2 separate regions of the Mus musculus genome follow, and region 2 is linked to region 1. A link is a contact called in ENCODE Hi-C or POLR2A ChIA-PET data. All regions are on one chromosome and are shown on one strand. Each heading gives the region's core, a stretch centred on a gene start or an enhancer-like site at or near the end of the contact. The rest is flanking DNA. Distances are from core to core; before and after follow the strand shown. Region 1 holds the start of Tfap2c (transcription factor AP-2, gamma). Region 2 has its middle 19 kb from the start of Gm36156.

The links. A loop is a pair of places that touch in the nucleus more often than their neighbours do. ChIA-PET counts read pairs that join two places held with the same protein, here RNA polymerase II (POLR2A).
Region 2: a loop to region 1 is called in a map of mouse trophoblast stem cell, with 3 times the contacts of the local background. The contact joins the enhancer-like site here to the promoter of Tfap2c in region 1. A Hi-C loop is called at or near these places in 1 of 37 maps with a recorded cell type or tissue (mouse trophoblast stem cell). POLR2A ChIA-PET finds 5 or more read pairs at or near these places in 2 of 5 experiments (Patski and embryonic stem cell).

What each region holds. Positions count from the first base shown.
Region 1 is chr2:172,548,302-172,551,818 of GRCm38, reverse strand. Tfap2c (transcription factor AP-2, gamma) reads right to left here and starts at 2,226. Exons shown (of 7, transcript NM_009335.2): 1 at 1,937-2,226; 2 at 1-412. The coding sequence starts at 1,984.
Region 2 is chr2:172,642,567-172,646,149 of GRCm38, reverse strand. No RefSeq gene overlaps it. Among named protein-coding and RNA genes, the nearest start is that of Gm36156, 19 kb to the left of the region's middle. Within about 2 kb of position 2,119, at least 1 of the 3 ENCODE cell types and tissues checked has a DNase peak (open chromatin) inside an H3K27ac peak, as active enhancers do.

The DNA.
Region 1 (3,517 bases), core at 977-3,476:
GCGCGTGAGGCAGCAGCAGGTCGGACCGGCGGTAGACTTCCCGCCGGGCGCTCACCGAGCCCCCCTCCAGCCCTGAAATATGGGGTATTAGACTTGCAGAGCGGCTGTGGTGCGAGGCCAGGCTAGAGCCCTCCTGACTCTGTCGACCCGGCCAGGCCTGTTGCTGGCTGCCGGTGGCCGCAGGCTGGTGCAGGGGGTTCATGGCGGCAGCGTAAGCCTCTCCCAGATGCGAGTAATGGTCGGCGGACTGCGAGTATGCCAGCTGCTGGTAAGGCGGCGGGAAGTAAGGAGGCGGCTGGTACTCTGCAACCCCGGTGTGCGAGAGAGGCGGCGCGGGACTGTAGAGATGTTGTCCCGGAGAGGAGAGGTGAGGGATGCGAGGGTTGCCATTACTGCTCGAGTCGTGGCGATCCTGGGAGAGAAACAGGAGAGACCCGGTTAGTACGAAACCCTGCTACAGCGAACAAGCAAGCCAGGAGAGGGGCACCTATGCGCCCCACCAAGCTCACACCACCCGTCTCGATCCGCCCCAGAGCCCGAGAGCCCCCGGGGACAATGAGCTCCCCGGACTTCGTTGTGAGCCTATCGGTCTAAGACCTGAGGGGACGAATCCTTCGAGCCCTCTGGCGAAGGTTCCCGCGCTGCGTCGCTTGGAGGTGCCAAGAGCGCGTTCCGCGCCACAGTCCGGTTACCCGTGCCCCAGGGGTTCGGCGTGCGGCGACCTCGGCGCACAGCGCCCTCGTTCAACAACCCTCCTCCCATGTCGCTGCGGCGCGCAAATAGCGCGGATAATGCGCAACGCCGACGAAGGGCGCGTTTCCCCGCCCCAAGGATCATCCCCCTCTCACTCCCTTAAGAGGCGGCCGCGCCGCGGAAGTGACACTCTCAGGTAAGGCCTCATAGTAATGTCGTCCGGAGAGACCGGGAGCCGACACGCGGGATCGGAGCTGTGATCCTTGCTAGCCAAGCCCGTGCCTTCTGCGCCTTAGGAAGTGAGGTCTTCCAGCCCGGCCATGGTCAAGGTTCTCACACATCCCGGTGTAGAGAAGGAATGAAAAGACTCTGCCAAACTGGGCAACCTTTGCCTGCGCACGTCCCCTCGCCCCAAGGCGGTCAGACTTAATTCCTAAAAGATGTGTCTTCATCAGTCCCAGGGGTCAGAAGGGTAGCAGGGACACAGGAGCGGGGCACTGTCGCCCCCTAGCGGAAGCCGCCCGGGCATGCACGCAGGGGCAGCCCCTCGAGGTCGTGCGGGTGCGGTGCGCTCCCGCAGCCTGGCCGCCGGCCTCTCCTCCCCACGTTCCCCGGTGCTCGCCTCGCGCCGCCTGAATCTTCTTCCTCTTCCCGCTCGCCGCCTCCCTCCCTCCTACTCTCCGAAACTCTAGCTCAACCTGTCCGACAGGCTAGAGTACTCGCGAGCGCTCAAGGCCCCATCTGGCTTCACCCCCACCCCACAGTCCCCAACCCCCACTTCTCTTGAAAACCAGGTTGCAGTTGTTTGGACTTTTCTTTTCTTTCTTTCTTTTTTTTTTTTTCTTTCTCGAGGAGGTAGCGGGGCAGGTGACAAGCCTTCCTTGGAGGAGACTCCTCAAAGGTGTCGCTGGCAGGGAAGCTTCCGTGGACACTGGACAGACTTCGTGGGAAAAAAGCCACGTCTGAGACCCGGAGACAGGGCGCTCTTCGGGGAAAATGGAAAGGAGGGCCGTGCGCTTCGTAGGAACCCACAGTTGAGTTCTGCGGGTGGGTTTGCCACGCTCTTGCCAGGCCTTGTCCCCGAGAGACAAGACCAGATTCAACAAGGGGCCCAGGAGATGGCCGAAGACTGGCCCTCATCCCTCCCGAAGGCGAGGGCTCCGCGCAAACGTCCCCAGCCTTGGCCAGCAGCCCTGGGACCCCGCTCGGGCCGGCGGGGCTACGTTCCCTAGCCCCCGCTCACCTCGCAATCCTCTTCATACTTGACATTATCTGTTATTTTCCACAACATGGCGTCCGGCGTCCCCCAAAATAGTCGCCAGTTAAATCCAGGCTCCCCCCACCCCCCGAGCGGTAAATCCACAATCGGGGTCACGGTGGCCAGGCGTCTGCCGCCGCCCCCGCCGCGCGCGCCGGCCTTGCTGTCCCAGTCACTGGACGCGCATCGGTGGCTGTGCACAGAGATGTGGTCGCCGTGGGTGTGTAGAGGCCGCAGCCGTGGACCGGAGAAGCCTCACCCTCACAGTGTGTCCCGGCGATAGCCGGGGGACCCGAACGCCTTAATGGGAAGGAAATTATCATAACTCCTCCCCGGGGGCCGGCGCCGCGCGGAGGCCCAGGCGCCGGGCGGGGCAGCCCCCAGCCAGTCCCTGCCTAGCTCCGCCCCGCACCCTGCCTAGCGTGTTGCAGGACCAGGCGTCGCGAGGGGCTCGCAGGGGCATCAGTGGGCGGTCTCTGACAACCGCAGACCTGCCAAGCTGAGGTGCCCAAACGTGGCTTCCTTTGCCTGCCAGCCCCCTTGCACACCTTAGACTGGCAGAGCTGACAGCTGGGATTTCCCCACCTCAAGAACCGTCCTTCATCCTCCTAAAAAATGGATGTCACTTGAGAGTTGAAGACGCCCCATTCCAGGGTGTCTCAACTCCTGGGGTTCCCTGACACCTCGCCCCAGCTGTTCCGACAGACATTTAAGGATTGGGCTGAGAAATAGCTAAAGTCCCACTGTTCCCTAGTGCCCCCCCCCCCCTTTCCCTCTCCCTGGGTACTTTACTGACCTGCCCACTGAGGGAAGGGAGGGGAAGGATTCCGAGAAGGAGTCCGCTCCCCCAGCTCCAAAGAGGAAACTCACGGTAATACCTGCTGTGAATAAATCGGACAACCGCGTGCTGCAGCTATAGCCCGAAGCTGTATCTGGCTGCGGGCCGTGGCTGGAGGAGACCCGAGCTCCCCCGCCCAGGCCCATCCCTGCTGCGATGCCCAGCCCTGCGGAGCGCCGGTTCTGCAGCTGTCACGGGCGGCTCTTCAGAAGCCTCTACTCGCCCAGGAAAAGAGGTTCCAGGCAGAATAAACCTCCATCGCCACGGGCCGCGTGGAATGAGGTGCTGTAAAGTGGGAGGGGGACTACAGGGAGGTCGCCCTGAGATATGGGCACACCTCGTCCCATGGGAGGCAGAAAGCAAAGCTTCTATCCACAGAATGCTGCTGCACCCCAAGATTTTCCGTCCAAGCCAAAAAGCAATACTCAGTGTTATTTTTTAATTCAACGAAACGAAAATAATTGGCCTAATTGTTATAGTTAATTTTTTTCATCCCAAACAGAAAGTCCACAGTTCTCGAGAGCTAATCTTGTTAGTCCGTCCCAACAGTATATGGAGATTGGCTTCAAACAGTGGAATTGGAGGCAGGGACTATTTCGGATTGATTCCGAAGCCAATTACACAATTCTTGATACCCATCAGCCCAGTGGCCAGGACCTGTTGGGAACGTGCCTCCCGTATCCACAGACTAAAATAATTTGCTCTCTTCCTGCTCCTCGTCTGTAAGC
Region 2 (3,583 bases), core at 870-3,369, 94 kb before region 1:
GGTGGACATCGGGGTCAACGATCAGAAGAAAGTGGGGCAGCGAATTCACCTCCACCACCACCCCCCATCATCCCCAGAGGTGCTAAGCTCTCTGTGTGTCTGTCCCCTTCAGAAGAGCACATCCTTGCTCTGAGACCTAGGGGACCAAGCCCCATAGTGGTCCCCACCAAATGCATCTGTCCCTCCTCTGAAGCTTCAGTCTCGCCCCAGGTTGTTCTCAGCCCACACTGGTCCCTCCCCTCACACCCCCAAGGCAGTCTTCTCAGCCACACTCTGCAGGGAAGAAAACTGGGAGACCAGAGGGTAACACAGGTACCCAGGGTCTCTCACATGGCATTGGAGGCTGGGTGGAAGGAAGGAATGTAGAATAGCCCTGGCTGGCCTAGAACCCACTGTGTGTATCAGGCTGACCTTGAATTCACATAGATTTACCTGCCTCTGCCTCCCAGGCGCTGAGATGAACGGGCGATTAAAGCCACCACGCTGAGCCTACTCTCCCTTTTCCACCATCTTGTCTCCTTCCTCTCCCCGTGTTGTGTGCATTGTTGGTTTTAGCATCATTCTAAAAAAACGCTGGAGTCTGAGAAGGAAGTGATACATTTATTTGCAATAGCTTCCTGGCCTGTGCCAGGATAGTCTTACAGACCGTCAATGGTACGGAACCTTCGAAGATTCTAGCTACGACCCCCCCCAAACACAGGAAGCACCTGGTGCTGATGGGAGGTACCACCTGGGTGACCACTGTCACAGTGTCACAGGCTGCACTTGGGTAATACAAGCGTTCCCACTGCTGGGGGAGCCCCCTCATCTCCCCAGGAATGCTCCAGCCTCCCTCCCTGCTGCAGGACACCTCAAACACTTGGCAAGGCTCATAGGGACGGAAAATAGGACCTGCAACCTGAAAGATGTGGGCACGTTGGCTGCTGACACCTCAAAGGCTAGGGACTGGCAGCTAGGTCAGAGCCCCACAAGAGCCTTGGACACTGACCCATGCCGGTGTCTTCATATCTGGACTGGCCATTCTGGGGCTTCCTTCACCAATATGTTACCTGGAGCCATTCCTTCCCCTCTCTGGACCTAGGGCTGAGAGTTCCCCTGACTAACATCCCGATAGGTTCCTGAGTAGGTGTCTGATCCTGAATTGAGACCCAGGACTCAAGTTGGAAGAGTTTTACTCCCCCCACAAAGACTGGGCCCCGACCTGGGCGTGAAAGGGCCCATCAGGCCTGATCACCAAGCTCAGGGAAGTGCAGAGAGTCGCAGATCCAGGCCTGGGTCAAGATAACCCTGTCACCTTGGGATGCTTCAGCCTGTGATTCCTGTGCCCAGAAGCCACAGTGACAGGTCTGTTCTGGGAGCCAGGGAGGCAGGCGGGGGGGGGGGGGGTTGCATCTGGGTTTGTGTGAGCTAGAATGAATCACTAGTTCTCACATGATGCTCTGTCAGAGCCTCCTCTGCCCCCCCACGCCCAGGCCAGTTCCACATCTCTGCTTCCTGTCTTCACCCCTTTTAGGCTAGCTTGCTGGTCGTCTGTCTGTTCTCTCTCCTCTGTACTCTCAAGCTCAGAGCACAGCAGTTCATCAATGCCCTGGTAAATGCGTCCCAGGCTCCTGCCTCTGTTTCCTGACATCTTTGCTGTGCTACCCAGACCTCAAGGTAAAAGGTCTCACCGCATGGCAGGAGACAGCCTCTCAACGAACTGCCTCCTACTCAGGGAAAGAAGAAAGCTCTCTGAGCAGGAAGTCCCACTTGGTGCCTAACCCAGTCTTTCATGCTGCTACTCAAGTCAGCTTCTCTGAATTGTTCTTCAAGACCTAGATTTCAGGGGCTGCAGGCAGGGAAGCCATTCACCCACCCAAGGGTGCTCTTACTTGCTTCCTGTGAGCACCATTCTGCCTCTGGGAGTCTCTTTTCTTGTCAAGACCCAGAACAAAGCTCTTCTGGAAGTGCGGGGAGGGGCGGTGGGGGGAATAAAAAAATAAACGGTCTGTTTAATCACCCTTATTGTCAAAACAGCGGCTGGGCCAAAATACCTGGGCTCTGACTCACCGCCTGACATCCTTGGCGCAAGGCAGCAGGAAGTCACTGCAGGCACATCCTGGGTTGACTTTGGAGGCTCTGGTCCACATCCTGACTCCTCCTCACTTGAGCAGAGCTGAGATCCAAAGGAAGATGCACACAGGCGCCCTGGACGTGGCTTTCTTACGTTCGCTCCTCAGTCACAGGAGCTCTCTCCCACACAGTCACAGGGAGATGCCCGGCCTCCTCTGTGCGCTGGGACAACCCCCTCCCTCCTCCCTCCCCGTGGTGCATGGGTGAATGACTGACTCTTGGAAACACTTCTTGCTACTTCTTTGGGTTTTCCTTAGTCCTGACTTGTTTTTCAGGAACGTTTGTGTTCCTGTGGTCAAATCCTTCTGTTTCCTGGCCCTGCCTATTCTTTCTAGAGAGCTCCATTGGGGGTCGAAGGCTGTGAGGACTAGGGGGAGGGGGATAGAAGAGTCTGCATCATGCCTCCATACAAAGGAAGAGAAATGCTAAAGGAGGAAATAAGTCCCTGAACTGGAGATGCATTCATGACTCAGACTTCTGGCTATTGGTGCTAAATAACTGCTCACAGATTTTAATAAAAATTAAAAACAGCCGGCAGGCACGTGCACTTCCAAGCCAGGTTTATAGCCACAGGGTCATTTGTTCATCCTGTAAATAGGTCTCCTCTCAGGTGGCTCTGAGGTTCCATGGATAACAAATTAGACTTTTTCCCCCACAAGACAGGGTTTCTCTGTGTAGCCCTGGCTATCCTGGAACTAGTAGACCAGGCTGGCCTCAAACTCACAGAGATATGCCTGCCTCTGCCTCCAGATTGGTGAGATTAAAGTCATGCCCTGCCATGCCCAGCTAATTAAGGAAAATATTTCTCAGTGATGTAGTACTTGCCTGGATTCCACAGGCCTCCCAACACTCCTCCCCTGGGAAAGAGGAATCCAAGATACTCAACAGATTGAGACTCTTCAAATATCAGGGTATGGTGGCGCACACGGTTAACTCAAACACGTAAGAGGTAAAGGCAGGCAGACCTCCGAGTTTAAGACCAGTGTGATCTACAGAGTGAATTCTAGGGCAGCTAAGGCTACACAGAGAAAACTTGTCTTGCAAAACTTAAAAGAAAAAAACAAAACAAAACAAAACACTTTTCAAATAGACAAGAGTCCTACTGAACAATAAAAGATGGCCAAAGACACACAGCAGCCAAGCAGGGAAGCTAAACCGCAGATGGAATTTCAGGAAGTGAGCCTGGGCCGTGCATGAGAACACTCACCAATTCATTAGTAACCAAGCAACTGAAGTATGGACTAATGACATCGCTCTTCACGCCTTTCGGAGCTGTGATATTGAAAAGGAACAGTAGCTCACAGCGTTGGCACCGCAGGGGACACCATCCCTTGACGGCAAGTGCACGTGGCACTGAGTTCTAGAATATTCGCTGAAATCTTTTAAGATGTACACTTTTTATCTCGGTGTTTTTATTTCTAAGAAATTACTTAAACTCTGTATCCAAGGCAGGAAATTCATGCCCGCATTT